Linked DNA regions of Homo sapiens: region 1 is linked to region 2. A link is an interaction called in ENCODE POLR2A ChIA-PET data of the cell type or tissue named here. Cell type or tissue: HepG2. All regions are shown on one strand. Each heading gives the region's core, and the rest is flanking DNA. Links, peaks and the distances in the headings are about the cores only.

The links. ChIA-PET counts read pairs that join two places held together with the same protein. Peaks named below come from ENCODE experiments on the same cell type or tissue, not always from the same donor. Only the 100,000 strongest peaks of a DNase experiment are listed, where the experiment ranks them.
Region 1: POLR2A ChIA-PET joins it to region 2 with 8 read pairs; 3 of 35 experiments call an interaction of 5 or more read pairs at or near these places.

The regions. Positions count from the first base shown.
Region 1 is chr6:151,206,814-151,209,729 of GRCh38, forward strand. The region is part of intron 1 of LOC102723831 (a long non-coding RNA gene); the gene reads right to left. Among named protein-coding and RNA genes, the nearest start is that of AKAP12, 32 kb to the right of the region's middle. RefSeq lists an enhancer at 1,263-1,762. In HepG2, for the core only: no CTCF peak of the experiment used is centred there; a DNase peak (open chromatin) is centred at 1,598; H3K4me3 peaks cover 707 bases.
Region 2 is chr6:151,405,127-151,408,042 of GRCh38, forward strand. It overlaps RMND1 (required for meiotic nuclear division 1 homolog), which reads right to left. Exons shown (of 12, transcript NM_017909.4): 11 at 594-710; 12 at 1-141. The coding sequence ends at 109. Among named protein-coding and RNA genes, the nearest start is that of ZBTB2, 15 kb to the left of the region's middle. In HepG2, for the core only: a CTCF peak has its summit at 1,117 (motif pointing right); a DNase peak (open chromatin) is centred at 1,135.

The sequences.
Region 1 (2,916 bases), core at 312-2,811, 200 kb before region 2:
TCCCAGCCCCTAGAATTATGAGAAATAAATGACTGTAGTTTAAGCCACCCAGCCTGTGGTATTTTTTCATGGCAGCGCCAGCTGACTAAGAAAATGGATTTTCAGGAATAAAGATGAGCTTGATTTTCCTCATGACCAATGGCTGGCATTTGTGAGTAAGAGAACTTACACTCTATGTCTGTGGTGAAAATAGAGGTAGGTAGCACTGGGTGTGGTGGCTTACACCTCTAATTCCAGCTATTCTGGAGGCTGAATTCGGAGGATCGCTTGAGCCCAGGAGTTTGAGTCCAGCCTGGGCAACATAGCGAGACCTTGTTTCAAAAGAAGAAAAATAGAAGTAGATAAGTTTCACTGTCCCAGGATCTACCATCAAACCTCTAGACAATGTAGGGTCTTACCCTGATTTCATTCACATCAGAATCATCGGGGGAGTTGTTTTTTGTTTTTTGGCTTTTTTTTTTTTTTTTTGGAGTTTCACTCTTGTGGCCCAGGCTGGAGGGCAGTGGTGCGATCTCAGCTCATTGCAACCTCTGCCTCCCAGGTTCAAGTGATTCTCCTGCCTCAGCCGCCCAAGTAGCTGGGATTACAGGTGCCTGCCACCACGCCTGGCTAATTTTTTGTATTTTTTTTAGTAGAGGTGGGGTTTTGCCATGTTGGGCAGGCTGGTCTTGAACTCCTGACCTCAGATGATCTGCTCGCCTTGGTCTCTCAAAGTGTTGGGATTACAGGCGTGAGCCACCATGCCCTGATTTTTGGCTTTCATCATAGTACCTCACATCCAGAGCGTCTATGATTTCGGCCTGTGGTCTCTCCATGAAGGGGTCAGGAGTGAGAAGGGGGCCCTGAAATTGATTGACTGCATGCACTCTGCCAGGCACTGTCTGTGTCAGGCATTCTTCACACACATCATTCTGTCTGTTCATTCTCACAGTAATCCCATCAAGAAGATGTTAACAGCCCCATTTTAGAAAGGAAGAACCAGGTTTCAGCAGTCCTGCCCAAGCTTCCACAGTCATAAGGTAGAGCTAGGATTAGAACAGTAACAAAATAAATTAGCATACTCTTGAAGGAAAAGAAAAAAAATGGCAACAGCTAATGTTTCTCTCCTGGGCTTAATGCCTTGCATCTTTTATCTCATGGAATCCTTTCAACAATCTTTTGTACATTGGCTTTTTTTTTTTTTTTTGAGATGGAGCCTCGCTCTGTCACCCAGGCTGGAGTGCAGTGGTGTGATCTCGGCTCCCTGCAACCTCCACCTCCCAGGTTCAAGCAATCCTCCTGCCTCAGCCTTTCAAGTAGCTGGAACCACAGACGCCTGCCACCATGCCTGGCTAATTTTTTTGTATTTTTAGTAGAGACGGGGTTTTGTCATATTGGCCAGGCTGGTCTCGAACTCCTGAACTCCTGACCCATCTGCCTCAGACTTCCAAAGTGCTGGGATTACAGGCATGAGCCACCGCGCCCGGCCTAGATTGTCTTTTATATCCCCACTTCACACATGATAAAACAGAAATGAAAGTGTAGAGACATTAAGCAATCCATCCAAGGTCACACAGCAGTAGAGTCGGATCTGTCTGGCAGTAAAGGCTGTGATCTTGGCCACAGTATGACACACTCTCATCCTTCCCTTCACAAAGTCCACACCCATTGTATATGTGCCACCCCTGTGACTCAGGTGCTCCTGTCACTTGCAATTTCTCTCTTTACGTTTCAATTAATCTTTTTTTGTTTGTTTTTTGTTTTGAGACAAAGTCTTGCTCTGTCACCCAGACTGGAGTGCAGTGGCGTGATCCCGGCTCACTGCAACCTCCGCCTCTGGGTTCAAGTCATTCTCCTGCCTCAGCCTTCCCAGTAGCTGGGACTATAGACGCATGTCACCATGCCCCGCTAATTTTTGTATTTTTTGTAGAGACAGGGTTTTGCCATGTTGTCTAGGCTGGTCTCAAACTCCTGACCTCAAGTGATCCACCCACCTGGGCCTCCCAAAGTGCTGGGATTACAGGCATGGGCCACCATGCCCAGCCCTTTCAACTAATTTTATGAGACATACCCAACCTGACAAGGAAGATCCAGGCAAGCCTCACTGATGCGCATTGCTCATCTCTAACACAACCCAGCCAAAGTCACTGATGGAGAGAGAATCTCTTCCATAAATTAGAGCACAAAGTTGTTGAATCATAGTTAATTTATCCAAGAATAAACATTTCTGTTGGTTTCTGAACATTTGATTTAGAAATTACACAGACTTAAAGGAAGCATTTATAGTCACTGCAATGACACAGTGAATGTCAGATGCAGGTCCTAGTTATTAAGCACATTTGAAAGAAAGAAAGCTTTATCCAGTTTGAATTCAAGAGGCTTTACAAAAAAATGCATAGCTAAGATAATCAGTAAAAAGAGGAGTTAGGATTTTTGAATACAAGGCAAGCCAGTTTCAACCTCATTTTATCCTCTGCCTGTCCTCCCATTCATCTTGATAATGCTTTGCCAAGTCACTGCAAGCTTTTGCTTGAATTAACTAGCCATATTTTATTATGTCCAGAACACACACTAACAGAGACTGCAGAACAAAGGGTAAAAATCAAGGATAAAGGGAGGAAGGACAGCTCTGTATTACAGGTAGAAGAGTCTCTTCACTTCTACTGCAGATTGAGTCGGGAGAAACTGTGACTAAGAATAGCTACACGGCCGGGATTGGTCATACGAGCCCACAGGCACTAGCAGCTGAGGTGGCTGCTGTCTGTTTAAATTGCTTTCCGGTGGCAAACACTTAATTGTAATCGAGACAGAGTTCAGGTTTATTTTCTGCTCGTTCCCTGCATCCTGCTCTTGTTCTCGATAAGCTTTTCCCCTGCCCTGGCGCCCACTGCACCCTCCATTTCCCAAGGAGCCCAGCTAGCCCCGACAATGTGATTA
Region 2 (2,916 bases), core at 116-2,615:
CCGAAAGTGCTGGGATTACAGGCATGAGGCACCGCGCCGGGCCGAACATTTAATTTTTGATTGTAGAACTTGAATATCTCTTGCAGTGACACTTTGGTTATCACTTGATCAGAAAAATACTCGTCCCAGCTCAAACATTACCTTAGAATAGAAAGTGAGAATTATTTCATGACGGGCAAATTATGGGTACAAACTAAAATGACTTCCAAGATTGTGATTAATGAGAAATGCTCCTGAAGTAAGGTAAATGTTTGCCCTTTCTCACGTGGCAACCTATGAATTGGAGGTACGGGTGCTTGATTTGATGTTGAGCTGTACATTATAAATTTACAGCTAGAACTTTTTCCAAATGCTGTCTTTAAAAGCAGAACCTTGAGGTCTACTCTCAAATTTTAAAAAGTGGAACCTTTTCAAGAATTACTTTTAATGCATTTGCAAATAGTAATTTGAAACTTCCAAATAGAGTTAGTAATGATAACAAAGTCAGCCTCTTTTCTGCTAATAATTTTCTATCTCAAACTATCTTATTAGCATAGCCCCTGTATTTGTGAAAAGATGGTAACTGATCATAGTACAGAGCATTTCCATCTTACCTCTATGGTAATGAGGATGACAATCATCCACTCCAAGCGGAGTGCCCTCTTCTCATTCAGGTGATTCCGCATTAGATCTGTTAGTTCCATGCAGTGCTGAAGTTTTTCATTCATGACCTATGTAAGAAAAATTTCAGTAACATGTATTTAAACAATTTAATACGGTCATACACATAAAAATTCTATAGCTATACAGTGAAAAATCCTGCTCCTCAGTCCTCTCCCCAAAGGCAGCCACCAACATTATCAGTTTCTTGTGAATCCGTCCAGAGACATTTTGTAATGTACAAATTTAACTGCAAGAAATACTTTGCATACTGAAGCTCTTCTATTTGTAAGATTTTGATGGAAGAACTAAAAATAGGTTTTTGAGTCCTAGTTTTTAGTAGCTGCCCTTTTTAGCAGTTAAAAGAGGCAAACTTGAAACATAATGTTTTTTAGCAAGACCTAAAGATAATTTACTTTCTACTAGAAAATCTACGCTTAACATTTGACCTGCTGTACACACACCACTAGATGGCATTGCTTTCAACTGAACTGCAACAGTTCTGCATTCCGATGCCTCCAAACAAGCTGGCTGTGGGGGTTCAAAGAAAATAAAGTCCCTGAATTCAAAATTTGGATGTGACAACTTTTTTTTTTGTTGTTGTTGTTGTTTTTTGGGATGGAGTCTCCCTCTGTCGCCCAGGCCGGAGTGTAATGGCGGATCTCGGCTCACTGCAAGCTCTGCCTCCTGGGATCACGCCATTCTCCTGCCTCAGCCTCCCAAATAGCTGGGACTACAGGTGCCCGCCACCACGCCCGGCTAATTTTTGTATTTTTAGTAGAGATGATGTTAGCCAGGATGGTCTCGATCTCCTGACCTTGTGATCCGCCCGCCTCGGCCTCCCAAAGTGCTGGGATTACAGGCGTGAGCCACCGTGCCAGGCCTGGATGTGATAACTGTTAAATACCTACCTAATATCTTTATATATCACTTGCTACTGGAAATCCTGAAAGCAAAATTTTAAAACAGTTTGTCTCATGGGTATGCTGAAGTTACAGGTTTGGTCAGTGAACATTAAGAGATGAATCACAGGTACGTGTTCAGGGGTTGATTGGAATGCGTTAACTGCACCATGTTACGATTTTTGCACATAGCATTAAACTGCCTTACTAGGCTGGGCTCGGTGGCTTATGCCTGTAATCCTAGCATTTTGGGAGGCTGAGGCAGGAGGCGCACTTGAGCTCAGGAGTTGGAGACCAGCCTGGGCAACACAGTGAAACCCTGTCTCTACAAAAAAATTAGCCAGGCATGGTGGTGTGTGCCTGTAGTTCTAGCTACTTGGCAGGGATGAGGTGGGAGGATTGCTTGAGCTCAGGTGGTCAAGGCTGCAATGAGCCAAGATCATGCCACTGCACTCCAGCCTGGGTGCCAAAGTGAGATCCTGTCTCCAAAAAAAAACTGTCTTACTCACAGAACCACAGGACTAACTGACTGAACCACACTCCACCATTTGCCCCTATTTCCAGGCGTTATGGTCACCCTGTAGTTTCTAATCTGTATAGATGTGTAGAGCATGCCTCTTCCCTCTTCCTTTCCCCTCCCTGTTTTCCTTTCCTCTTGCCCTTTCTTAATGTCTGTTTCTATTGGCTGCTTGATCTTGGTCTTTAATGTTCATCCTTAAGCTTGCTTCTCTCTTCAGACTACTGATTCAGCCTCTTGCATTTTCTTTCAACTTGGGCCAAAAAACAGGCAACATTTTCTTCCTCCACTACCTCATCATCATCCAATTTATTCCTTTAGTTTATATTACCACAACTCTCCTAAACGTCCCAAAGTCTATTATTAAGTCTAACAACTTAGCTTCGAACCTCAATCCAAGCATCTGACAACACACTGAAATGTGCAAGCAAGAGTCCCTATGGCCGGGTGCAGTGGCTCTTGCCTATAATCACAACACTTCGGGAGGCTGGGGCAGGAGGATCACGAGGTCAGGAGATCAAGACCATCCTGGCTAACAGGGTAAAACCCCATCTCTACTAAAAATACAAAAAAATTATCCGGGTGTTGTGGCGGCCCCTGTTGTCCCAGCCAGTCAGGAGGCTGAGGCAGGAGAATAGTGTGAACCCAGCCGGGAGGTGGAGCTTGCAGTGAGCCAAGATCGCGCCACTGCACTCCAGCCTGGGCGACAGAGCGAGACTCCGTCACACACACAAAAAAAAGTCACTATTACCACAGCATGCTTTCTATTTATTTAGGTATAGAGGCATGTACGCGTCGAGCATGCAGATTAAGGGAGCAAAGAAAAAACCAGGAGAGGCTTCACAGAGGTAGGAAATG